Linked DNA regions of Mus musculus: regions 1, 2, 4 and 5 are each linked to region 3. A link is a loop called in an ENCODE intact Hi-C map of the cell type or tissue named here. Cell type or tissue: heart. All regions are shown on one strand.

Evidence for each region. Hi-C counts contacts between places; a loop is a spot of excess contacts. Peaks named below come from ENCODE experiments on the same cell type or tissue, not always from the same donor. Only the 100,000 strongest peaks of a DNase experiment are listed, where the experiment ranks them.
Region 1: a loop joins it to region 3, with 2.7 times the contacts of the local background. A loop is called at or near these places in 7 of 42 quality-filtered maps.
Region 2: a loop joins it to region 3, with 6 times the contacts of the local background. A loop is called at or near these places in 17 of 42 quality-filtered maps.
Region 4: it touches region 3 in a loop (5-fold over the local background); 25 of 42 quality-filtered maps call a loop at or near these places.
Region 5: a loop joins it to region 3, with 7 times the contacts of the local background. A loop is called at or near these places in 8 of 42 quality-filtered maps.

Annotation. Positions count from the first base shown.
Region 1 is chr7:126,024,648-126,029,647 of GRCm38, forward strand. All of the region lies in intron 1 of Gsg1l (GSG1-like), which reads right to left. Among named protein-coding and RNA genes, the nearest start is that of Gsg1l, 55 kb to the right of the region's middle. In heart, a CTCF peak has its summit at 2,134; no DNase peak of the experiment used is centred here.
Region 2 is chr7:125,672,378-125,677,377 of GRCm38, forward strand. It overlaps Gtf3c1 (general transcription factor III C 1), which reads right to left. Exons shown (of 37, transcript NM_207239.1): 9 at 4,924-5,000; 10 at 4,106-4,308; 11 at 1,680-1,816; 12 at 308-461. Among named protein-coding and RNA genes, the nearest start is that of Gtf3c1, 33 kb to the right of the region's middle. In heart, a CTCF peak has its summit at 2,721 (motif pointing right); no DNase peak of the experiment used is centred here.
Region 3 is chr7:126,080,682-126,085,681 of GRCm38, forward strand. It overlaps Gsg1l (GSG1-like), which reads right to left and starts at 1,730. Exons shown (of 7, transcript NM_001101488.1): 1 at 1,179-1,730. The coding sequence starts at 1,497. In heart, CTCF peaks have their summits at 1,788 and 3,091 (motif pointing left); no DNase peak of the experiment used is centred here; H3K4me3 peaks cover 2,380 bases; H3K27ac peaks cover 1,566 bases; H3K27me3 peaks cover 4,736 bases.
Region 4 is chr7:125,765,137-125,770,136 of GRCm38, forward strand. The region is part of intron 5 of D430042O09Rik (RIKEN cDNA D430042O09 gene); the gene reads left to right. Among named protein-coding and RNA genes, the nearest start is that of D430042O09Rik, 60 kb to the left of the region's middle. RefSeq lists an enhancer at 1-217. In heart, a CTCF peak has its summit at 2,012 (motif pointing right); a DNase peak (open chromatin) is centred at 2,015; H3K4me3 peaks cover 343 bases; H3K27ac peaks cover 4,562 bases.
Region 5 is chr7:125,957,497-125,962,496 of GRCm38, forward strand. Gsg1l (GSG1-like) reads right to left here. Exons shown (of 7, transcript NM_001101488.1): 3 at 939-1,091. It overlaps Gm51456 (a long non-coding RNA gene), which reads left to right. Exons shown (of 3, transcript XR_003946669.1): 2 at 839-1,103; 3 at 1,617-2,256. Among named protein-coding and RNA genes, the nearest start is that of Gm51456, 7.1 kb to the left of the region's middle. In heart, a CTCF peak has its summit at 2,330; no DNase peak of the experiment used is centred here; H3K27ac peaks cover 1,284 bases; H3K27me3 peaks cover 957 bases.

The DNA.
Region 1 (5,000 bases), 56 kb before region 3:
TTTTAGGACCAACTTCTTGGCTTCTGCAGAAAAGCTCAGGATTGGGTTGAACCTGGAGAGCGCCTGGGGCAGAGGAACCAGCTCAATGAGATCTCCTCGGTCTTCTTAGGTCAACCTGCATTTCTTTCAACACTCTGTAGTTTTAAGGACTAGGCTTTGTGTTCTTTTGTTACATTTTCCACCCATTTCACCAGCTCACAATTGTTAACGGAACTGTTCCCTTTGTCCCACATTTGGGTAATTTGTTGCTGGCATCCGTAAATATGATTGCTTTTGGATGTAGACGCTACGTGCTGCTGTCACACTGAACTTATGCACCAGTCTGGTGATTCTTACTGCGTTCCAGGATTTATTGTTCAAAATACAGGCTCGTGTCATGTCCAAGAAGAGACAGTTGTGTTCCATTTTTATAATCCCTATCTCCTTCATTTCTTTTTGTGACCACCTACAGTAAAGTGTTGACTAGAAACAGCAGGGGTGGGCACCCTCATCCTGTCCCTGGTCTTACGGGGAGGGCTCGTCTCATTCCATTAAGTTTCTGTCAGCTGTGGGTTTTTGACCCTTGTAGTTTGATGCTTTTGGGTTTTGTCTGTAGTGGTTTGAATGAGATGCCCGCCCCACCCCACCCTCACCATGGTTGCAGGCATTTGAATATTTGGTCTTTAGTTGGTGGCACTGTTCGGATTGTGCACTGGGTAGTTTTATGTCAATTTAACACAAGCTAGAGTCATTTGAGAGATGGGAAACATTGAGAAAATGTCTCCGTAAGATTGGACTGTATGCAAGTTAGTAGGGTATTTTCTTGATTAGTGATTGACATGGAAGGACCCAGTCAATTGTGGGTGGATCCATCCCTGGGCTAAGGATTCTGAGGTCTGAAAGAAAGCATGGTTGAGCAAGCCATGGAGATCAAGCCAGTAAGCAGCACCCTCCATGGCCTGCACACCAGCTCCTGCCTCCAGGTTCCTGTCCTGTTTGAGTTCCTGTCCTGACTTCCCTCAGTGATGGATAGTGGTGTGGAAATATAAACCAAAGAAATTCTTTCCTCCCCAAGATGCTTTTGGTCATGGTGTTCCATAACAGCAATAGTTCCCCTACTAAGACAGGTAGGCTTAGGAGACATGCTCTTGCTGGAGGAAGTATGGGCGACAGAATTGGACCTGTTACCAGATCATTCTCTGCTTTCTGCTTGTGGTTTAAAGAGTGAGCTTCCGCCCCAGCTGCCATGTCTGCCACTTGCCGCCATGCCTCCTGGCCATCCTGGACTCTTATCCCTGTGCAACTACATGCCCAAATAAGCTCTCTCGTCTACAAATTGCATTGCTCACGGTATTCTACCACAGTAACAGAAAAGTAACCATCACCCTGCCTTTTGTCTGTTTGATGCTGTCCCTTCGTGTTTGCGAAGTGGTTTCACGAGAAGCCACTTGCATTCCTTTTCACCGGGAACAACCACCAAGAATCCCTACTTTAGTAACAAGCCAAAGCTCTGAACGTTCTGTAACTTACCCAAGACCACAGAGCCAGCAGGTAATGGGGTACAGCCTAGGACCACAGACTCTGATCTCCAGGCCCTGAAATAACCCAGCCCTCTCTTTTCGTTGCTATGCCAGTTTCCTACGGTGCCAGCTGCTGCTGCTGTGTCTTGCAGCTGGATCCTGTAAAGAATCCCCCTGGGAACTTAACTCTAAACAGTTAGGGAAATAGACATGGGGATAAATAAATGGCACTCGCACTTTTGTTTCTGTTTCACAAAGCTAAAGAGATGTTTGAGCTGATATGGCCATGCACTGCTTTTGCAGGGTAAAGCTGACATTTAAGGAGAAATCGTAGAGGTGACATGAGGAAAACAGGACACTTCAACAACCGGTCTAACGCTAATATCTGAACAGGAGAGATGCTTATCCCCCACCAATAGAGATTAATCACTAGACATTAATGGGGAGATGCTGCCTGGCGCCATATTGATTTGCTGCATTTACAAGTGGCCCTTACGGCACTAGCATCAATGTGTCAGGTATTATTAAGTTGATACGTTTAATTAAAGGGTTATGATGCATATAAAACCAAAGACAAGTGCACTGACCCTTTCATCACGAACATACAGATGAGCCTAAGGCCAGACCCAAGTACTGTCAAGCTACTGCCACCTGATGGCAGTGTTCTTTCTCAGACCATGAACTGGAGAGGATAGGAAGGGTCCTGAATCATTAGATTTAAGAGGTCTCCATTAGGGAAAGGGCCCCACACAGAGACTGATTTCACGGGTCTAAACCCCTCAGATGATTCAAATGTGCACTAGAGGGTGTCAATCACCCTCCAACTTGACCTTCTAAGACAGAGAAGACAGCACCTGTCCCCAGGAAGGACAATCCTAAAAGTCCCACAGTGTCCCCAGTGCTCCACAAGAGAGTGATATGGCCCTGCTTCAGTGGAAGATATCTGTGCTGGGGTGACAGGGAGTGAATGCCAGAGGATGCCAGTTTGAGCCTTCTAAGCAGCACCTAGAAGAACAGCAGGGCACCTGGGGAGTACTTGCCTAGGAAAGACACCTAACTCCCGTAGGAATCTGGTATTCCAATAGGAAGAAGAATGGGAGGGTGTCCCAGACCTTATGGAACTGTTGTGTGACTTGGAGTCTGAGAGGGGTCCTCAGCTGCGAGAGGATGGCTTGCTTGCCCCCCCCCCCACCAGTGGTCATTGTGTCTAAAGAAATAGATGCATAGACTCTTGAATCCCAGAAGTGATGGGGCGTGTTCACTCCCACAAACTTAGAGGATGCCCTCCTTACCAGGGCAGTGGCCCTCAGAGACTCACAAGTGGGACTCAGCACACAGCCTGAATCAGTCACCCACTCAAGATGTCAGTGGTCTCTGGTAACTGAAGAGAGCCTATGGGAATGGGTAGTTAGGCAATTTGTTGTCTGGTTGAGAGAGAATTGACATGCCTGCCATCTGGGTCACTGGGGCCTGGCAGGAAACAGATGGTGCCATCCCAGGGGTGTACTGTGGCTATTTATAGAATTATAGACAGGGTGAAGACCTAGCAACCAGAAGGTCGTCACTGCCCAGAGTCTGGAGGAACAGAATGGGGGCAAATCTACAAGTCTTGTTTGTTTGTTTATTTGTTTGTTTATTACCCTAGCTGTCCACAGAATGCACTGGTCCACAGAACTTTAGCGGTGACTGTGTGTAGACAGTATCTGAAATAGCCTGGAGATTGCACACCTAACCCCACACATAGTTTGTTCTCTCTCTCTCTCTCTCTCTCTCTCTCTCTCTCTCCCTATCTCTCTCTTTCTGTCTCTCTCTCTCTCCTTCTTCTCCCTCCCTGTCTCTCCCCTGCCCCCTGCTTTCTCTCAAGAATCAAAATCAAAGTCAATATACTAAGCTACCTAGAAGTGCTTAATTCTGAGTCCTAAAAAATACTTTTCCTTCCCTGCCTACCTACACTTATCACAGGAGTATTCACAAGTGTAGAGTTCTAGGACCAGACATGGCACCCAGGAAGAGTTGAACTGGGAAGGGAGGTGGGTGGAGGGGCATGTGATGGAGTTCTGCTCTGCCATAAAGAATGAAAATATTCAGGAAAATTGATAAAGCTGGAAATCTTCATGTTAAATAAAAATCAGTACCACAAAGACAAAAATTGTGTGTTTCCTTTCATGCAAAGTCTAGAGTTGACAGGAAGAAAGAGAACAGAAGAGACAGCTCTGTGGGTAAAGGAGCTTGAGCATAAATAAGCCTGCAGGCCAGAGTTGAATTCTCAGGACCCATAGATGGTAGAAAGAGAGAACTGACTCCATAGGGCTGTCCCTGACCTCCACACATGCACTGTGTAGACTCTACACATGCACTAATACCCATACACATCGCGCACACACACACACACACACACACACACACGTTAATGATGAATAATAATAATAAATTTTAAAACATGAAAATAGAATGTGGGAAGGAGGAGGGGAGTTGAAAGTGGCCAAAGCATGCAACATGCATATGAACATATCATAGCAATGCCCCCTCCTGTAGAACACACAATGATAAATACAAGCAACTGCCCCCGAGGTGAGCAACATCAGTGCTTCATACCCAATGCAGCTATATTCCCCCAAACTTTACTGAAGGCCTACTATGTGCCTGGTATGGTTCTTGGTTCTGGTTACAGAGCAATGAGCCAGGAAGGCAAAACCCAGGCCTCACACAACCTCTGTTCTGACAGCAAAGCATCTTGGGGCATCAGCCACCCTAGAGCCCTCTCATCAGAGAAAGGTACCCTGGCTCTTCTAAACAAGACAGCATCCGCCTGGACGTCAGCTGGATTCAGCAACCAACAAAGCTTCATGGACACAAGAATCTAGTTCACTGCTGTATCCTCACTGCCTGGAACATTCAAGGCGGGTGAGGACATGACTGCAAGAAACAAAGACCCCCTTCCCAGCCTTTTCAAGAAGTCTACAGAGAAATGCTCTGAAGGACGGGCAGCCAGCATACCAGCAAGCACGTGGAAGGGGAGATGGGAATGGGACGCGTCTGGTGGACTTAAGAGGGAAGAGAACACAAGAAAGTATGTTGACACTACAGGGCCAGTGGTGGCGCTGAGGGCAGCATACTTTGTCACCAAGCAGAGGTCTGAACACTCTGAGATCACCTTAGACACTGTATCTTCTATATATGTGGATTTTAGTTCTAGCTTTTTGAGACAGCTCATTGTATATTGCCAGGCTAACCTCATGATCTTCTTGGTTCCGTGAGTGCAGGGATCACAAGTATGCACTTGGTACCAACCCAACAGACACTATGTCTTTGAGTACCAACTTTTACTCTATAGGTTGTCACCTACCATTTGACCCTTTGTTCGGGATAGTTTTGTGTCAGCCAAGTAAGAGTCATTGGAGAAGAAGGAAGCTCAATTAAGGAAATGCCCCCACCAGATTGGCTCTTAAGGCAAGCCTGCTGTGCTTCTTGATTTATTATTGATGCTGTAGGGCCACACTC
Region 2 (5,000 bases), 410 kb before region 3:
GAAGAAACAGACACATCCCAGACTGGCCACGACCCTTCTAGATCCTAACACTGTCCTGTGTAACTGCAACAGGTCTGCTTCCTTCTTGTTCCAGCCTAAGCCAACTCACTGCTCTAATGCTACCAGCTTCCACAGGAAGTCTACCAGCAGGGCTCCTACTCTCTACATTAAGAGGCAGAACTGGATGTCCCAATCACTAACAAGAAAGATCAATCAGTATACAACAATGAAAAGAAACACCAGGCCAGAATGTTTCCCATAAGCATGGAGCTAGTTCTGTGGGCTAAGGGGAAGCCAAAGAGGTTACCTTCTTCTTGATGCCATCCTGAATGACTGTAGTCCGATACAATCGCAAGAGACCCTCCTCAGACAGGTTCCGCACCAAGCGGATAATGGACTTCTTACAGCATTTGGTGGAGACACCCTCTTGCTTCTCCTGGTCCATGATCATCTTCTGAATCCTGGATAGCAGAGAAGGTCATTCTCTCACATGCAGGGCACAGAGGTCTATCAGGAACCAGGGAAACACTGTAGGAGTTTTTCATATCCTATGAAGGTGGCCTTTTTGGAATATGAAATACTACATCATTCTAGACTAAACAAATTAGCTAAAGAAAGGCCATTACTCACAGCAGCTCCACAGCAACAGAGATCACATGACTTTACAGGGAAAAGGAATGGGGGGAGGGGCACAGAGTGCAAGGATGGAAACCTGTTTTCTGCACTCTTCTTTAACATTCAGGTAGAAAAACTCTAATTTACCACTTGCTCCTTGGTCTGAACCTCTTTCTATCCTACTGATCTCTCTCAATCTTTCTGATTCTTGTGACATTTCTAGATCACTAATAAAGAAAAGCAGGGCCAATATGGACACCAGGACACCCAGACAAGCTTCACATGGCACAGGAAAGACCAGGGTGACGATGTATCTGAGGTGTTCCTTGCACCCCAGCTAGCCAGAGACAGGGCACAGGATCAGCGCTGGTGACTGTAGGGTGGCCCCTCTGCCAATGGTTCTTACTCTGGTCTCAGAGCTCTGGAGGTGCTGCACCAACAGAGTGGTGGCTCCAAGAGTTACAAAGACCAGACCTGAAACTCAGCTCCTCTGTCTTTAACACAGTCCTGTCTGTGCCTCTTGCAACGTGACTGCACACAGGTTTCTTGGTCCCCCTTCTCTTGTAACAATTCCCCAGTGTTATGGTCTAAATGTGCTATGTCACCTACAACTCATGGGCTTAAGACCTGGACCCAGAAGATGGTGATACTGCAGACTTTGTAAGGTGGGGCCTGCATGCAGGAGGAAGTAGGTTGCTGCAGACCTTGCCCTCTCTCTGCTTCTTGGCTGCCATAAAGTGATGATGCGATTTGGCTACATATTCCTACCACCATGTATACAAGGCCATGAGACCACACCAAGAACCCAAGAAACCATGAGCCAATTAGATCCTGCCTGACACAGCTACACAAAAGGAATACTCAGGTTAGGAGAAAAGCCAGTGTGGGCTCCTAGACACCTAGCATTTTCATTCTCTAGGTCTACCCTTGCTAATGACAGGAAATCTACATCCTGTTGACCACAATTAGACACCGTAAAACACACATAGCAAGGCCACAGCTCAAGGCCTCCCAGCCCTTGCTAGGGAGGAGAAGGGCAGTCACAGAGACAACAGTACACTTACGTGAACAGGCTCTCAATCAGGCGGAGGTTGGTGACAGCTTCTATGATGAGATTTCTGCGCTTTAGCAGTCGGTATGTTTTGTGAGGCTTGTCCTGGCTTGAGCCATGCCGTCCGCCTTTCTGGGAGCCACCACCCTCCTACATTAACAGAAACACAAAGGCAGGAGTCAGAAAGGATAGGACCAGACAGACACTATACCCGAGGGGCACACTCCTTTTCAAGGAAGTCAGGTTCTGTTATTCAAGGAGAACGTTCCAGGCCAGGCCAGCTCCCTACACAAGATCCCACTACCCTCTCATTTCAGGGTTCACAAACATTGGAGGTACCTGTCAGCTGATCGTGGGTGACTGTAGGATCAGCTGGTTTCAGAGTGGGACTTGGGGCATCACCTACTGGGACACTTCCAAAAGCAAAGAGTAGCTCCATGCCCACCTGGCTTGTCCCTCATGGGAGGGAAGAGCCCAATACCCCTGCTAAGGCTGCTGTCAGGCCATGGAGAGCTCAGCAGAGCCCTCATTACTACTCTCAGGCCCCAAGAAGAAATCAGGGATCAGAGAGGCAAAAAGTGGTATGGGATCATACAGAACAAATATGTGCACACATGCATACACACACACACGTGCACTAGGACAAGGCTCTGAATCTAAAACTAGGAACTTTCTGGAGGGCGAGGCAGAGAGGGCTGGGAATTCAATATAGGTTTCTGGGAGAATACAAGGACGGAAAGTGAAGATGGAGGTGGGGGCTTCTTCCCTTATTATTTATGTGTGTGTGTGTGTCTGCCATATGTGAACAGATGCCCAGAGGCCAGAAGAGGGTAGAATCCCCTGGAGCTAGAGTTACAGGAGGTAGTGAGCTGCCTAGTGTAGGTGCTGTGACCTAAACCCAGGTCCTCTGGAAGAGTAGCAAGTACTTTAAGCTGCTGAGCCATCTTTTCACCTACAACTTTAATTTTTAAAAATATTTTATTTATTTTTATTTTAGTGTATGAGTGTTCCTGCATTCCTGTATATTCATGTGCCATATGCATGCACTACCAAAGGTGACCAGAAGAGGGCATCAGATGCCCTGGGAGCCATAGACAATTGTGAACTGGCATCTGGGTACTAGGATTTGGATTCAAGTTCTCAGCTAAGAGCAGGCAATATTCGTAACCACTGAGCCATCTCAGCAGCTCCCCAACCCGACTCTACTTTCATCCTTAAGGTCTGTTTTCTAGGAGCTTACCACAAACCTGTGCCTTTATCACATCAAAATGTGGTAAAGTCTGAACATGAAACCTGAATGAAAAAGAATATCTGTTGACATCACATGGCAGCCACAGGGCATGTGTGGCCAGGTGGCTATGGCTTAGAGTCGTACTTTCAGGAAGTGGAAATGCATCTCAGGCACTGGGGTGACAATGTGGGAACAGCTAAGCTTAGCCTGCTCTCTGCCTACCACAGGTTCTCCAGGTAAGGCAGAGTTCTCTCACAACAGAGAGTGAAATCTAGAGGATTTCAGAAAGGTCCCTGAAGTGGAGACCTGTTGTCCATCATGTCTCAGAGCGACATTCTGGAGGAAGCTGCCGCAGTAGCCAGAAACTGCAGAAGCAGAGCCGTGTGCTGCCAAAACCCTTCAGGGAGCCATGGATGCAAACGGAGGGTTTTATCAGGCAGCACAGGCCTCTGGAAGGAAGGAAGACCTGTTGGATTGGGATTAGGAGGACCCAACAAGAAGGTACTGGGCAGCATCTAGCAAGCACTAAAGGGTGGAAAGCGTCAAGATCAAATCACCCAGAGCCCCTCAATTCTACAGCAGGGCCAAGTGCAGCCTGCTACGTCAGGACGGGAGAATGGACGCTGGGGAGGTCCCCACGCTGCCATCTCTTAGCAGGTCAATTTCCCATCCCATGGCTCAGAGCAGACTCCATATTTCTCCTCCTCGGGCTGTGAAGCCTGAACACAGCAGCAGCAGCTGGAGTCACCTGGCTGCTGGTCCACACCAGTGCTTAAGCCTAGGAGGTGGGGGACAGCTGAGCAACAGTGAGATTCTGCCCCCAAATAACAACAGTAGCAACAAAGCGTTCTGCCTTCACCTGCTGCTGCCACCAATCTCGCTGCCTAACTGTGATTATCACAAAGGTCCAAGCGCTGCCAAATGCCTTCACAGCAATACTGGCTATGTAAATTAACCACACAAACTTTCCCTCTGAATTTATGTGAAAAAACCACCTTGTCAGAGGTCACTGGAGACTTGGGACTAGGCCTAGCATGGGGCAGAGGCAGCAAATGGTTCTGTGTCTCTGTGGAACTGCTGCCGTCACTTGGCTCACATCCTGTGTTTGGCAGGTGACACTACTATCGCCTGTTCCTGTCCCTGGATTCGAGTACTGAACCAAGAAGACTGGAGTCTTCATGCCGCAAGCCTCTAGGGTCGTTACTAACCTTGGGGTTATCGAGCCGGACCTCCTCAATCACAGCGATGTCACCACTGTGACTGTCCATGCTGTGAGGGTCGAAGGGGGCATTGAGCTCAGACGAGCTGCTGGTGTCCAGGCCATCCCTACAAGCGGAGCTTCTGCGGGACCTCTCCTCAGCGGCAGCTTTCGGCTTCTTCAGTGGGTGCAGATTTAGGACTTTCCACCCGCCTGCAAGGAGAGCGGGCACAGCGGGTCAGAGGAAAACAAGGAGGGCTTCTCTGCTTGGCAGACAGGGCAGGTTAGCCCAGGGACCTCCTCGGGCTCACTCTACAGTCTTGGAGTACAAAACTGAACATGAGTCTATCAACCACTCACTTTCTACACACCTTTAAAGCAAGAGATGAAGCCACCCAGGGTACTATACACCCGAAAGCTCAGCACTCAGGAAGCTGAGGTAGGAAGGGTGGGGGAGTGAGCTCAAGGTAGGTCACGTAGTAAAATCCACTCTCAAACAAATACGCGAGAGTTACTAGGTTGTAACAGCTCACTTGGGAGAACATCCCTGCCTCCATAGAAGTATTCTGTAAACTAAGCTCTGGCTCTTGAATGGACCGAGGGAAGGGATGAGAGTAGTAAAAACATGTAAAAAAAATGTTATTCAAGGAGACTGACTACCTTGCAAGAAGCCAGGACACACCATACGACCGACCCCTCCACATCTATGATGGTGTGACCGAGGAGAGCTCCCGGTGCCTGCTGAGCTGAACAACTGCTCCTTGACTATGGTGAGCTGTGCCAGGGTGTGTGGCCCCGATGCCCCCATATGCTTCAAGCAGCCCTTACCCTTGGCTGGAGTGGAGTGATGAGGCCGAGAGCCAGACCCAGCATCCCCTGAGGCTCTTGCATGGCCCCGGGACCCT
Region 3 (5,000 bases):
GGACATAAAGCTTGGGATGCTTGCTCAAAGCACGGAGCCAGGGATGGCTACAGAGCTTATGGGCAGCCGCCTTCAGACAGCTTTTGGGACAGCCAGCAGGCTCCGATGAGAGCCCAGGCACACTACAAAGGCAGGGCAGGTTGCCTCAAGCTGCCAGGGACAAGGCCCATCCAGGCACTGTAGGGTGGCATGTCCCCCAGGGCAGGGCCTCCCAGATCTCAGGAACTGCTGCCTGCAGTTGGAGGAGGACCCATGGTCATCCCTTCTCATTCTTTGGGCTGTCGTGTATGAAGGTCTATGGAGACCTGAGCCTGGAGGGGGCACATGTCTACCGTGCTCCGTGGCTGCTGTGGTGTGGGAGGATCAGGCTTGTGGAAGCAAGAAGTTTTAGACAGGAGGCTTTTAGACTATGCTGAGTGTGAGGAAGATACAGCTACATAAAGGGGGAGACGGCGCTTCCAAAGGGATCCTGCCAGAACAGTGGCTTACTACCCGAAAGCTGTGGGTTGAATCCATAGCCAGTACCACCCACCATATGGCACAGTCCCCTATCAGGCAGAGGTCCCCTGAGTGCTCCAGACTTGCTATCTTTTGGGGGTATTCACTTCAGCCCCATATGTCTGGGTGAGGGGACAGAAGTGTCGGTCTACTTTCTGAAAAGCCTGCCCCCTCCCCAGTTCTGAAAGAGACTTGTGCTAAGCCAGGATCCCTCAGCTCCAGTGCCTAAGTTGCCTGTTTTCCCGCCTGCCTCCCTTCTCTCCCTCCCTCCCACACCATCCACTCCCGCATCCACTCCTGGGAGGGCTCCAGGATACCCCGGCTAGTGGAAGGACATAAGGGTGCTCATCAGACTCCTCTATCCCCTGCTTTCTCCAGCCCTATCGTAGACGTTTAGCGCAGCTTGAGAGTAGCAGAACCGTTGGGTTCCTGGCCCCGGAGATCTGCGGTGGGAAGGGTTGCCTACAGCAAAGGTCCCCGGCCCCCACTATCACCTCCCGAGCTGAGACGGGCGGATGGGAGCAAGGAGGGGTACACGGGGAAATGACTTCAGGCCGAAGAGGGACCGCACGCACTGGAACTCGCAGCCAGGGTGCGCGCGCGGGGGACCGGGACGCGCCACCTCCCCGGTCCGGGACCAGCGGGCGCGCGTCCCCGGGGAGCCCCGCGCCAGCACTCACCCGGGCCACCGAGCTCTTCCTCACACGAGTACCAGATGCCAGTGTGGAAACGGCGCAGCTGGAAGCGCTCGTCGCCCGCCTCCCAGCTGTAGGGCGCGCCGGCCGGGCTCGCGGCGACGGGGGCGGCTGTGCTGTTGGCCGTGGCGTTGGCGCCCGAGTTGGGGCAGTTGGCGCCGCCGCCCTGGCCGCAGCCAGGCTTGGGCACCCGTTGCGTGCCCTGGCACCAGTACGTGGTGAGGAAGGCGGTGGTGGCGAAGAGCAGCGCCAGCAGGTTCAAGGCCACGGCCAGGAGCGCTCGGCCGCGGCGGCTCGTCTTCATGCCGCCCGCGCCGCCCGCAGCTCCGCGCGAAGTTGGCAGCGGTGCCCGCGTCAGCGCCCGCCCCGGGGCTCAGGTGCCTGCGGTCGGCGACGGTGTTCGCGGCGCAGGCCCATGGCCCACGGCGGGGACGCGGGGCGACGAGGACGCGGGGCGACTGGGGCCGCAGAGTGGAGCCGACCAGCGCGCCCGGAGCCCGGAGCGCGAGTGCGCTTCGGCGAGCAGCCGCGGGCGCCTGGCAGCGGCCACGGCGCAGGGACGCGCGCCCCTCCGTGGGGAGACACCTGCAGGCGGCCGGCGACACTGTTCAGCGCCCGCCCGCGCGCGGAGAGGGGGCGCGCCACGCTGGGCGCGGGCGGGGGACAGATCCGCGCGGGAGTGGAGAGGGACAAGTGAGAGATCCCAGGCAAGACGCTCCCAAAGGAGCCTCACTCAAGGCAGGAGAAGACCTCTCACCCAGACCCACACAGCCCTGCCAGATAAGTGACAAGGCAGCTTCTGTGGGTCTTTAGACTGTCAGGGGCCTCTGCAAAGGCTGCAAGACCCATCTGGAGCTTAGGAAGGGATGGGGATGCAGAGCCTCAGCGTTTGAAAGGCTTGTCCCTGCTCACCCTTGCTATCTGAGACCAATTCCTATCCACAGGCTCTCTGTCACCACACAGGAGGGCAGAGAGCTTGCAAAGAGGCAGCCTGCACAAGGAAGCGAGCATAGGATGTGACAAACAGGGCTTCTCCACCCAGGCTATCCACACCAGAGACCCAGAACATGACTCAAGAGGCCACAAAAAGAACAGCAAGTCGTGGTCGCCAAAAGGTGGTGTCCTGCAGGTCTGCGAATGCTGAATGCTTAAGACTGGCCGGGCAGGGTTGGTTAACCATCCTGACTTTGCAGTCAGTTAAATCCAGGACTCGACCAGCTGTGTGACTTTGAACAAGACACTTGCTCTCTCTGACCCTCGATTTCTGTATCTATAAAAAGGAAAGAATGTGTTCCAGAGCCAGAGGTGGGGAAGGCATCTGGCACACAGTAGGCACTCAGTAAATGCTGACACTATTAGGAATATCTGGGCCAAGGAGTTGACGAAACTCAGACCTTTTTAGCATCTCTTTCTCAAACTAGGATTGCTCATCTGTGAGCACCCCCAACCCCACCTCTGCTCTAAGATGAAGCTACACCCTTCACTCTTCCCACTGCATGGGGCACAGTGCCTGGATGCCCAGGGTGTGCAACCATTAATTGCACATTGATTGCAGGAGCTAATTTGAATTCTGCCCAAGCCAAGAATGACTCCAGCCACCCCCAGCTTGCCGAGTGGCAGGCTTTGCAGAATTCAAGGTTAACAGATTACGAATTGCCTTACTCCTGTGGGTGAGCCCCACTCACTGCCAGCTGCTGCCACTCTGCCTGGGGGCAGGAGAGACTAAAGCAATGCTGGTGTGAGGACAGCCAGGGGAGCCCTGCACTTGCTTATCAGAGCTTCTTTCTGGCCCCAAACAAGGAGTTTCTAACTATTTTCAGGAGAACTTCTGGATTGCAATGGTGCATTCGAGTATTGGTTAATGTGAATGAACGACCACAAGGAATCTGCTGCCCTCAACAGGCATGCAATATGTATCATCTGAGCCTGTCCACGTTTAAATGCAGCCCTGGGGTGTGCACTGACGTGACACTTCCTTGGCCTTGAGACTCAGTTAGTATTCATGTGGCAAGGCACGTTTCTTTCAAGCTGGGAACCCTGTTCTGGGGCGGGAAGCGGGGAGGAGTTCAAAGCAAGGAGAGCCCAGAGGAAAAGTCTCAGGGACTACTCTTCTTAAGTAACACCCAGAGGAAGCAGAGACCCGCTGTGATATCCTGTCAGGGGTACCCAACCACCTGCTCACTGAGCAGCCACTGTATGCTCAGCTCAGGAAAGAAGAGAGAACATGAGTGACATTAATAAGACCAGCACAGGCTGCCTGTGCAGGGGTGAAGGGCAGGGAGGGGTAGATGTGGGCGGAGCTTGGAGGAAGGTGTCATAGGAAGGTGCATTGGAGCAAAGCCGGGAGACACCAGGAGGCTCTCTGCCAGGGAAAGAAAGTTCCTAGCAGGGGAACCAATGGCCAATGCAAAAACCTGACACCCTGGCGGGTTGGGGGTTGGAGGGAGGGAGCACAGCCTGAACAAGGGACAGCAAGGGAACAGCAGAGGACAGATCACAGAGGTCTGAGTCATGTGGGGCCTGCAGAGGGTCTGGGCAGAGTCCAATGATCTGGAGAAGACCCACTCCAGCTGCTAAGTGAATAAAGATGGCTGCTGATCAGCTAGGGGTAGGTAAGTGACACCAGGGGTTCAGGCAGGATCATCCAAAGGCCAAGAAAGCTCTGGGTTGTTTCTGTTTGCTTGCTTGCTCTAGGCAATGAAACCCAGGGTTGGATGGGACCCAGGGTCATGTCTGCTAGGCAAGTGCTGTACCACAGAGCCGCAACCAGTCCCTCCTGGGGTGATTTGAAAGGCAGACCCAGCATGATTTGTTTAAGGCAAAATGGAACACGGAATGTAAGGAGGTTTTCAGGGGCATCTGCAAGGTCAGGGGCTCATAGAGAAAAATTCAAATTGGGATTGATTTTGTGCTTGCTGAATGTTCTACCAGAGCTGATAGTAGAGACCAGTAGGAGGAGCTACCTTTCAGGTATGCCTTCCTGAAAACCCTCTCAATGTATCAGAAAGCCCTTTGGATACCATGGATATTTTCATACCAAATAATGGCAGAGCTGCATCCAGGCAGGGTGGCACACCCTGTAACCCCAGAAGTTGAGGCAGGAGGATTATGCGTTCCGGGGAATCCTGGGCTACATAATGAACTAACAGTCGTAGCTACATTGACCTTGGTAACAGACAAGGGTTGGGTATGGTTTAAGGAACTAGGAATTTGCACCCAAGACCTTGGTACTCACTTCATCCTACTGACGCAGCCAAGGCCGGCCAATAGGCTCCTGTCCCCAGCCCTCACCTGAGCTGCCCACCTCTGCACCTGCTGCAGAAGGTTCAGCCCCGTCTCACCTCGGCTTGCCCTGCGAACACCACCGGCTTCTGCTCACATCTCTGCTCACATCTCACTGTGGTTGCGGCTCTGTGGTACAGCACATGACAACACCAAACTCCTCTGTGGTCCCTGACTCTGCACATCCATCAAGCTGTTCCCACTGGAATGGCCTTGCCACCTCATCCTGAGTGTCCTTCCTACGATTGACCTCCACTCCTGCTGCCCTAGCAACTGCTGTCGCTCCCTCTCTGACCCCCAGTGTTAGTGAATTAATCTAAACGGTGAGGTTTATCTTCAGACCTGTTTCTCTGATGGGCCTGGGGCCCTCCAGATCCCCTACACTGGCAGCTAGCGGTTCAAATCCGGCCAGAAGCATGTTTGGTTTGGCTTGGATGAAGTTAGTACCATATGCGCCAACATTTCCTCATTGGCCACATTCAAGAATCCAAGATTTGCCATAAAAACGCAGGTTCTCGGCTTCTC
Region 4 (5,000 bases), 320 kb before region 3:
GCCCTCTCTGCTGGCTTCACTAACCAACTACACCCCTCCAGGTCTGTTTCGCACTCCTGAATTGGTTGAAACTTCTAAGAGAAACTGTTTGAGTGTCCCAGCTCATCTGTGTTACTCAAGGTGGCCTGTAGTAGTTGTCTTTGGTGTGGTGCTGTCTGCTACCTGAGTGGGCTGTGACTAGAGGTCACCTGATACTTATCCTGCCTGACCTTGAACAGCCTGGGAAGGGCGTGTGTGTGTGTGTGTGTGTGTGTGTGTGTGTCTTAGTTAGGGTTTCCATTGCTGTGAAAAGACATCATGACCAGGCCAACCCTTATAAAGGACAAGATTTAATTGGGGCAGGCTTACAGGTTCTGAGGTTTAGACCATTATCATCATGGCAGTAAAGCATTGCAGCATCCAAGCAGGCATGGCACTGGAGGTTCTTAGATTGAACTTGATTGGAAGGTACCCAGGAGAAGACTGGCTTCCAGACAGCTAGAAGGATCTCAAAGCCCACCCCCACAGTGGCACACTTCCTCCAATAAGGTCATACCTCCTAATAGTACCACTCCTGCATATTCAAATCACTACAGTGTGTGTGTGTGTGTGTGTGTGTGTGTGTGTGTGTGATATTACAGCCTGTTGTCTAGGGTGCTGGAGTTGGACCGCATGGCCTTGCCTTGGACTCAGAGATCTACCTGCCTCTGCCTCCCTGAGGGCTGGGATTAAAGGTGTAGTACACCACTGCTCAGCTCTTCCTTTGCCTTCTACAGAAAATCGAAACAGGATCTAATATAGCCCAAGCTGGCCTTGAACTCCCTATGTTGTTGCAGCTAACCTTGAAGTCTTGATCCTCCTGTATACACCTCTCTCATGCTGGAATTACAGGCTTGAGCCACCATGCCCAGCTCTTTCCACCCTTTTGACTGGGCTCCTCTTTGTGGGTAGCCAGAAGGAAGCAGGTGATTAAGGTAGCAGGGTCCCCAGAAGCCAGTGGCTAATTCTTAAATTCTCTTAATTCTTAGCCCTGGCCTTGTCTACCTGGTTGGTTTCCTTATTTCTAATGTCTACTGTTCCAGTCTGACAGTTTCTCCTCTTCCTGCAGCTGGGCAGTGGTACATGGAATTTCCTTCTTCTGGGTCTAGACCAGCAAATAGGAACACTTTAGTGCCTAGCTACTACAATAGAAGGGGCTTTCTAAAGAGTACAGGCCTGAAACTCATTTGGCAAGAAGGCTGTAGAACCACCCATGATAACCTTGTTCTTAGGGATTAACCAGAGGTTAAAGTAGCAATGTCCCCAGTAGCCAATGGCCAATTCTTAAAAGCCACCCCACCAGGACTGGGACATGCTCTGCCCTAGTTTCAGGGTTTCTCTTATACTGCAGGGCCCACCATAAAGGGCCAGTGAGGTTACACTATCACTTTTGCTGGCCATGGCCCAGTCAGTGGGGGTTGGGAGATCTAGAGGTTGACTGGATAAATACAGCAGGCTCCCAAGCCACCGCCTTTACTGTGGAGTGGCCTGCAGGTGATATCTAGGCATCTGTCCCTGCTTGTCTTTTCCTTGCTGCTTCTGGGCCTTAGATCTCTCTGCCGCCATCAGTGGATTAAGATTTATGGCTTCCTCAGCCTTGTAATACTTGGGTAGACAGTGGCCTAATCAACAGAGCCGCCGTTTACCAAAATGCTGTCAGCTTTGATGAACGTCACTGGCTCTCAGCATTAAATCGGCAGTGAAGGGATTGGCCTTCCAACAATTTACTGTGGGCCAGACTTTCAGGAAAGGTCTCCACAGAACGTTTGCTATGGGATGAAAGTGGCCTTGGCTCTCCCTCACTGCAACATCTGCATCCTGGGTTGCTGCAGATATGAGCACCTGCAGTACAGCTCACCTCCACGTTGTGAAGCTGGGCCCTTTCTTTTGGTACCTTCTGACTTCTGATCATGACAAGAGCTGACAAACCTGGGAAGAGCTGCTCCTCACCCAGCCTGTCTTTGGGGGCTTGGTAGAGCCCTTCCACCTCTAGGGGGCGCCATTAATACAGCACACAACCTGCACAAGCATACAGGACATCCCCTGCACTTGCTCTTCTGAGTTTGACAGCACACTTCAATGCACCCTCTTAGAACACTATGAGGAGGTGCCGAAGATACACAAATAACTCCGGGCATGAACTGGGTGGAGTGTGGGCTGAGCATGAAGTGAGCAGCTTTGGGGGGTTTGTGTGGAGAGTCTTTTAAATCCTCCTCCAGGGTAGGTACTGCAAAGGTCTGTCAGGGTCTGGGTTTGCAAGTAGGCAGTAGAAAGCAGCGGCTCATGAACACCCACTCCTGGTGAAGCAGAATGCCATTCGGGGAGCCAGCCCGGAGCATCATCACCATCCTTCCATGCAAGGTGGAAGGTGGGAGGCTAGGAGCGTGCATGTGGCTGGGGCTGGGTTAGAATCTGGCAGCCTTGGTGTGGGTGGGGCTGCCCCCACATTGTGGGCAGAGGAGGCTCCCCAGGCTAGGGTGGGAGAGCAGGCCAGATGGCAGCTATTTATTACCCTCTGGGCACCCACTCAGTGTTGTGAGTGCTTTCTGGACCACAGAGTTAATTTCAGCACTGTTGCTTCATAACCTACAGTGTTCACTATGGTGCTGAGTGGACTCGGGGGCAGGGCACTGGTATCTGGAACTCAATGCTCTTAGAGCTTGGTGAGGGCCTGCTGACTAAGGGCCTTAGGGCTGACAACAAAGCTGTGTTTGCATATTGGGCATCACTGGGAAGCTCTGCTGTGCTGAGCTGTGCTGAGGAAGAGGAGGCTGGGAAGTTGCTGAAGGCTGTGATCCTGGCTTCTTGCTGGATGTAGAGCTCTTTCTGTGGATGTGCCAAGTCAGAGGCTGGCCAGGGTGTACCTCCCACTGTCACTGGCCAGCTTCCTTTCGAGCAGTGCACATTGTCCAGGGACCACAGGCCTCAATCCCTGCCTCTCAACTGGTCTTTTCCTGTGCCCCAGAATGCCAAGATAACCCCAACTCCTCACTGTTCTGTTTCCCAATTTCACATCTCTCCTGCTCCCAAGAACTATCACTCAGTATGGTGGGCAAGAAAGGGGGTATGGTATCTGCCACTCTAACTTAGCATACTCCATCTTCCTCTGGTGGGAGAACTCAATTCTAAAAGATCCACTGGGATCAGAGGCAGGCAGGAGATTCCAAGAACTAAGGTGCTTTCTCCGGAGGCTAATAACAGGACAGACTGGCAGTCTCTGCCCAGACTTGTCTGGATTTTAAGAAAGAGATGAGGGAAAAGCTAATACTAACTACTACAGGCCAACTGGCAGCATTCAGAAATACAAAGCCCTAGTCTAAGCCCTTCTCTCTTTAGAGAAAGGACCAGAAGGCCCTAAAAGGGGCTGGGTGGCTGGTGATCCAAGCTACCTCCTCCTTGGCCTGACCCAAGTCTGTGGTCATTCTTTTTTCCCATCCTCTCTTTCTGCGCAACAGGCCTCAGTGTTAGGATGTTGTTGAATGTCCCAGGGAGAAGAGCATAGCATGCTTTCCTTAGCCTGGAGAGGAGAACTAAGTAGCAATGTGTAGAGGGAACCCATACCACAGCTGGAGCTAGCCAAGGCTTTGGAGTGAAGAGGAAAGGTGGGACAATGAGGGTGTATGGCTTTAGAACCGCCCCAAGGCATTACACAGTGACCTGCTGGCCCTTCTTGTTTCTCTATTAGGACACCTTCCTTGCTCTCATAGACAGCTGCCTGTTCCATTCTCATCCTTGAGCCACAGAGGGATTGAGGGTGGGAAGGCAAACAAGCCCACAGAGATAGAGGAAAGGGTGTCTGTGGGCTCAGCTGGACTGATAGGGCCCTGGAAGTGGCTCCAATTGGTTCAACAGTCACACATGTTAGAATGTGTAGGAATTAGTATGGAGGCCTTGCGTGCTGGATGTATCAAGTAAGGTCTGGTTTGCTAACAGTGGCTTGAACGATGTGACAGCATGTCACCTTCCAGCTGAGTGAGTCCTTTTGTTCTGCTCAGGTGGGAATCACTAGTGAGCAGGGAGTCGTTTCTAGTATTGGCAGTCTTGGGCCTGAGAGAGAGCTAAGGAGCTTCTCCAGCAGGCAAAGGACAGGACAGGCAAGCAGGCTTGGGGGCTGGGCTGACTGACTCAGCCCTGAGAACAGAGTCTTAACAGCTTCAGGTCTTAGAAGCCAGAGGCAGCTCTAAGTGCACAGGTTAGAGGTTCCCTCTTCTGAGTACCAATTGCCAGTGGTCCAGCACTCAGCAGCCAGTGAGATCCTGAGCTGCAAGCAATCTGGTAGCAGGGAGCAGGCAGCAAGCAGTAGCAAGTGCTCCAGCTCTGGGATTCTAGTGGCTACCATGACTAGTGGTGTAGCTTTCAAACCTTTGTGTCAAGACCATGAGCCTTTGGGGTTGACAGCTTCTTCTAGAAGCCAAGACCTGTAGCATCTTGTCTACCAGCCTTTGTGCCTTCCACAGCCTTGGCTCACAGTCTGCTGTTTCTTTTCCATACTGCACTGTCCTCAGTCATCTCCACCCCACCCACTCTCTGGAACTCTCTAGCTGCTTGCTTTTTCTCCTCCCCCCCCCCCCTCCACTGGCTGCAGCTGCCATCACCTCTGTACTCAGGATAAAAGTCAAAAGTGTTAAAAGCCTTCTATGTGATCTGATGTTGCAACATCTGGGGGCATTGGGGGAGCATTTCCTTGTTAACTCAGAAGGCCAGGTGAGCTGGGCTTGGGGCACTGGCATCATTCCATGTGACCCACTCCTTTTGTTGTTCATATGGGCCCTTTGGTCCTTCCTAGATGCATAGTGATGGGCTGTGTGGAGGTGGGAGATTCTGGAGTGATCCCTAGCCCCCAAAACCTAGCACAGGTATTCCTTTCTCAAAGATGCAAAGAATTCTTGAAAGCAGGGAGGCTGCAGCAAGGACAGCTTGTATAGTTCAAAAAGCTTTACAAGGATTCTGTCCATTTCGTGTTAGTATATCTACAGTGCGTT
Region 5 (5,000 bases), 120 kb before region 3:
AAATTGAATTACCCAGGTCCTCGCAGTGCATCTGGGGAGCAGGCTGTAACTCGTTGAATTCAGCTCTCTGTTCTTTAAGAAATCCCTCTGGTTTCTATATATACCTCAATTAGAGGTGATTATGCCCCTTGTCAGGAGCTCCTTGCTCCCGTTTCATTCCACGGCAGCTCTTCCAGCGCATGAAGAATGGGATTGTAGGGTTTATAGAAATTCAATTTGCATGTGGCTTTTTAAGGGATGTGTGTCCCCAGCCAGCTTTGGGGACAGTGACAATACCTTGATATTCTTCCAGGGCACTCCCTGCTCAGCCCTCTGGGACATGGGTCTGGAGATGTCATTCTAGACACCTGGCCCTTGGGGCCAGTATCCGTTTTTGGTGTGTTCTTTTTCAATTTCTCTGAATCCTATGGGAGGTGGGTTTCTTCCTTAGCACCCCCATAGGAGGAAGCTCAAGAGAGAGAAGTCTTTTCCTTTCTTCCTTCCTCCTTTCCTTCTCTCCCTCCCTCCTTGTACCTGTCTTCCTTTCCTAGCCCTCATTGCTAGGGATGGAACTTAGGTCTTCAGGCATGCTATGAATGTGCTCTACCACTAAACATCAATGTCAGCCAGAAGGGGTCCTCTCCTCTGTAGCCCTGTCCATGCACCCCTTCCTATCACCCCCTTGTCTCATGCCCAAGTCAAACACACAACCCACTGCACCCCACATCATGCTAAGCATCACAAGGCTGGCCCTTGCTGTGTATGCTTGTCCTTTGTGGCACCCATACTGTGGATATTTATAAACAGTAGGTCAGGGCTCAGAGGAGATGCAATAGCCTGTGCTCTCCCATCCTCACAGGGCTGTGCCCAGGCCCTGGGGGACACAGCATCCCCTGGTGCTGAGCAAAAGGAGATAAGCAGTTGTGTCCCCCCACCATGCTACTTCCCACGCTCCTTACCTGAGAGCACCGTGAAGACCGCAGCAAAGGCATTGAGCTTCAGCCCGTCTATGACGCTGCTGGAGTGGACGAGCTCAAGACACATGAGACTGAAGCCGACCACCAGCAGAAGGATGTAGAGCACCTCAGAGACCACCGACAGCCACAGCACCCCTGGAGAGACAGGTAAGAGCAGGTGAGAGGCTGTCCACCTCACCAGGCCAGCACCACCCACTGAGAACAGCAGGTCACTGCAAACCCAAATGCAGCTCTATGTGCTCCCATGCTATGGCGCCCTGAAGGACCAGCGTGGGATGAGGTTGGCACTGCGGGTATAAAGTGGATCCAAATGAGGAGTCTTTATGGGGTCCCTTCATCCCAGCCCTGAGGGGCACCCTGCTCTAGACTCTACATGGGCAAGTTTTCTATTGCTAAGTCCATTGTAGAGAGACCCTCTGTTACCTGAGCCACAAAGGTCCCTAAACCCCGTTACCTGACCACAAGCCTTGCCTACACCTTTGCTGGCCCTACATTCTCCCCTGTACCCTGCCCTGCTTGTTTCTGGAAAGCACTACTGCTGGGTCCATGACTTTGACTTGGGTTCTCCCAGGTGCTGCCATGCTTGGCTGTGAGCTTGCTCTCCTGGACACAGATGATTGGTCACTGACCTAGCACTGACCTGTTACTGCCTTCCTCTAGGACTCTGAGCATGATGTCACTGAGATAGTCCAGGACGGGAGGTCACAGGGTTCCAGTGAGAAAAATCACCAGTTCCGGCCCTTCCCGAAGGACGCTGCCCCTCCAGCCCTTCTAGTGGTTTGGTGTGTCTTCTGGGTTGCCACAGTTTCTTCCCCATATCAGCCCACCTTGGGCTGCTAACATTGCTAGCTTTCCTGTCTGTGGAGCAGTGAGCTGTGCACAGATAGCCTGGTCCCCATTTGAGCACAGGCCTGGAAACCTGGTGACCCTAAAGGACGGAAGGTGTTCGGCCATGCCTCCTGGGCCCCTGGCTCCTGTTGCAGCTACAGCCTCCCACAACTCTCCCTCCCCCCAGAAGTGTGTAGCCATCGGTCATGTAGGCAATGCTCCAAGCTCCTAATATCTAGTCTGGACTCCACCCCCACAGTTACCTGGCAACAGCCAGGATGGCCCAAGCAACTATAAAAGGAGCTGTTTGCCCCTCCTCGTTCTCTTGCTATCTTACCTCTTATTCTCTTGCTCTGACTCTTGCTCCCTTGCTCCCCTTCTCTCTGCCTCCCCCCCCCCCCCAATCCACATGGCCCTGGCTAGCCTCTGCTTCTCTACTCTCTCCCTTTCTACAATAAACGTCTTAAAACCATGGACTGCCTCGTCTCATCGCGATCCTCCGTGCTGCAGCAATGGAGCAGGTCTTCCCCTGAAGAACTGCGCATCTAACCTCCCTCCAGGAGGCGCTCTGCGTTATCAGCCACTGCCGCCAGCAGCCAAACCAAGCTGCCAGCCAAACTAGCCACCTGAACTAGCCAGACTCTCTCCTCCCTGCTGAAACCTGCCACAGCTCTCCTCCTACTCTTCCCCCCCCCCCCGCCTCCCAGCCCCCCGCCCCCGGATCAGAGTCCGCCTGAGGGTCCCCACCTGTTCCCAGCTCTTCTGCGACATACAGTGGCGTCTGGAATGTCCAAGAGCGAGAACCTGTCGTCCCTGGCCTCTGTGCAGCCCAGGGATCCCAGAACTGGCTCCTCTGTGGTGCCTGAGAGTCAGGAGCCCCGACTCCAGCAGTTCCGCGAGGACCTCAGAGTGTTCTCTTTCCTCAACCCCGGAGAGGGATCCCATGGCTTCTCACAGTCCAACGCCTGCTCGGTGGTTCTATGGGGTTTCGTACAGTCAAACCCCACCCAGCGTCCACCTCACCCAGTGGCCCTAGCCCCGAGCAGACGCAGGACCCCATTTTTGCCCCACACATGTCTACAATGTCACCCTCTCTTCTTCCTTTATGCTTGCCACCTGCACAGCACCTGCTTTCCTCTGGTCTACCTGGTTTCCTTGCAGACCCCTATCCTGGCACCATGTCTTGAGCACACAATTCCTATCTGGCCAGTCCAAGTTCCTTGCCACTCCCACTCAGGACTCAGGAATGAACCTCTGTGCCTCAGTTTATTCATCTTCAAAGTGGGGGTCATACTCAGAGCCATGGTGCCAGCACTGAAGAGAAACAGTTTCTTGGTACTGTGTAAGACTCAAGTTAGCCCAGCGAGGGACCTGGTCACCGACCTGCTGATGCTTTTGTGTGGAAGGAACATGCTGACTTGTGGGAGGAGCCCAGGGGCTTCTGACAGAGATCAAGATTAAAGATGGCGTTGACGGGGAGGGTGAACTTGTAGGTCCATGGAAGGGTGTGGAGAGTAAACAGTGGGAATGGAGATCCATCCAACATGCATTTGCATCTACGCCACGTTGATTTGCTAGAGGATGTTTGAGCCAAGCCTGGCAGGTTGGAGATGGACCCAAGACCACTCAGTGCTGGGAGAGCTGGCTACAAGAGAGATGGCTGGCTCAAAGCTGGGAAGGTGAGGCTAGTGAATGCTGTCAACGTGACACAATCTAGAGCCACCTGGGAAGAGAGTCTCTGTGCTCAGAATGGGTTGGACCTCGGGTGTGCCTGAGGGGTTTATCTTAGTTATATCAATTGATGTGAGACAGTGGCCTAAGTGGATGGCAGCGTTCTTTGGGTTTAGGTTGTGTGAGTAGAGAAAGAGCTGAGCGGCCAGCAAGCATACACCCATTCTCTTCCAGAAAACATTCATCCATCCATCCATTCATTCATTCATTCATTCATTCTCTTTGTGCTTGACTATGCATGCGACTAGCTGCTTCCCATTCCTGCCTCCAAGAATGGCAGAGCGGGCTTCTGAAGGGATTGTCCTTGCCCAGAAACTCTGGGGACTCTAGGGGCCTGGGATCAAATCAAGGCTGTTTCACTGGCTAGCAGAGGCCCACTCAGAACCTCAGTGATCTCTTCTGTGGAATGGGTATGTGGGAGGAGGATCCAGGAAGTGACTATTCCCCAGAACAGTAGTCACTGCAGTCCTTCTTGAGGAAATGCCTCCAAGAGACATGGGTGAGATGTGGGGAAGCAGGAAGGACAGATGGGTATGTGTTGGGAAGCCGTATCTCAGAGCTGCCTCTACCAGGGTCTCATTTCACTCCTCACTGGCCACCCTGGCTGGAGGGTACAGAGGAAAATGCATGTTCAGATGGGTGAACAGAAAGGGCTCCATGTGCCACAAAGCCTTCTATGGGCACTAGAGATTTGTGGGACACCAGGCTCCCTTATCGTTGGCTCTGTAATGAATACCTCGTGCCCACTTTTATCATGGCTGTTGTTGCTACTCTTGGCATGACAATTACAATTTCTATGATTATTATCTTTCTTCTGTTTTTGAGATAAGACTGTATAGCCCCGGCTAGCCTAGCACTGGATCCCCCTTCCACGGTGCTGGGATTACATGTGCCACCATGCCCATCCTGTTGTTATGATTCTTGGCTCTGGGGTTAGATGGGTGGAGCCCTCATGCAAGTGCTCCTGAGCCCAGTGAGAAGATAAGGAGCTACTCTAGCCAATCAGCCCAGCCTAGTTCTGGGGAACGGGTGCTAGATACTCCATCCTCAGCAACCCAACCTCGGGCCCTAGATCCAGGTGTGCTCCACACTGGCACCTTCTTCTGACTTTCTAGTGATGCCCTGACCACCAAGGAAACAACATCACTCTCAAGGGGCACATAAGAGTTGTTGGGATAATCTTTTTTGTGCACTGTGTAAAGGTTGTCTTTGTATTATTCAGATGTTGATTTCTGTACTGGCACCGGATAGAGTACAAGGACCTTGACCTTGGTACTGTTGTTTTTACTGGATTGTCACCTGCCTGAGTATCTTATAAACATTTGTCTCCATCACCTTCTGATTGGTTTAATAAAGAGCTGATGGCCTATAGCAGGACAGGAGAGAAAAGATGGGACTTCCAGGCAGAGATAGGCTCTCTGGGAAAGAATCAGGTGTGGGGGTTGGGGCTGGGGAATAATATTTGCCAGCCTGACATGAAGGAAA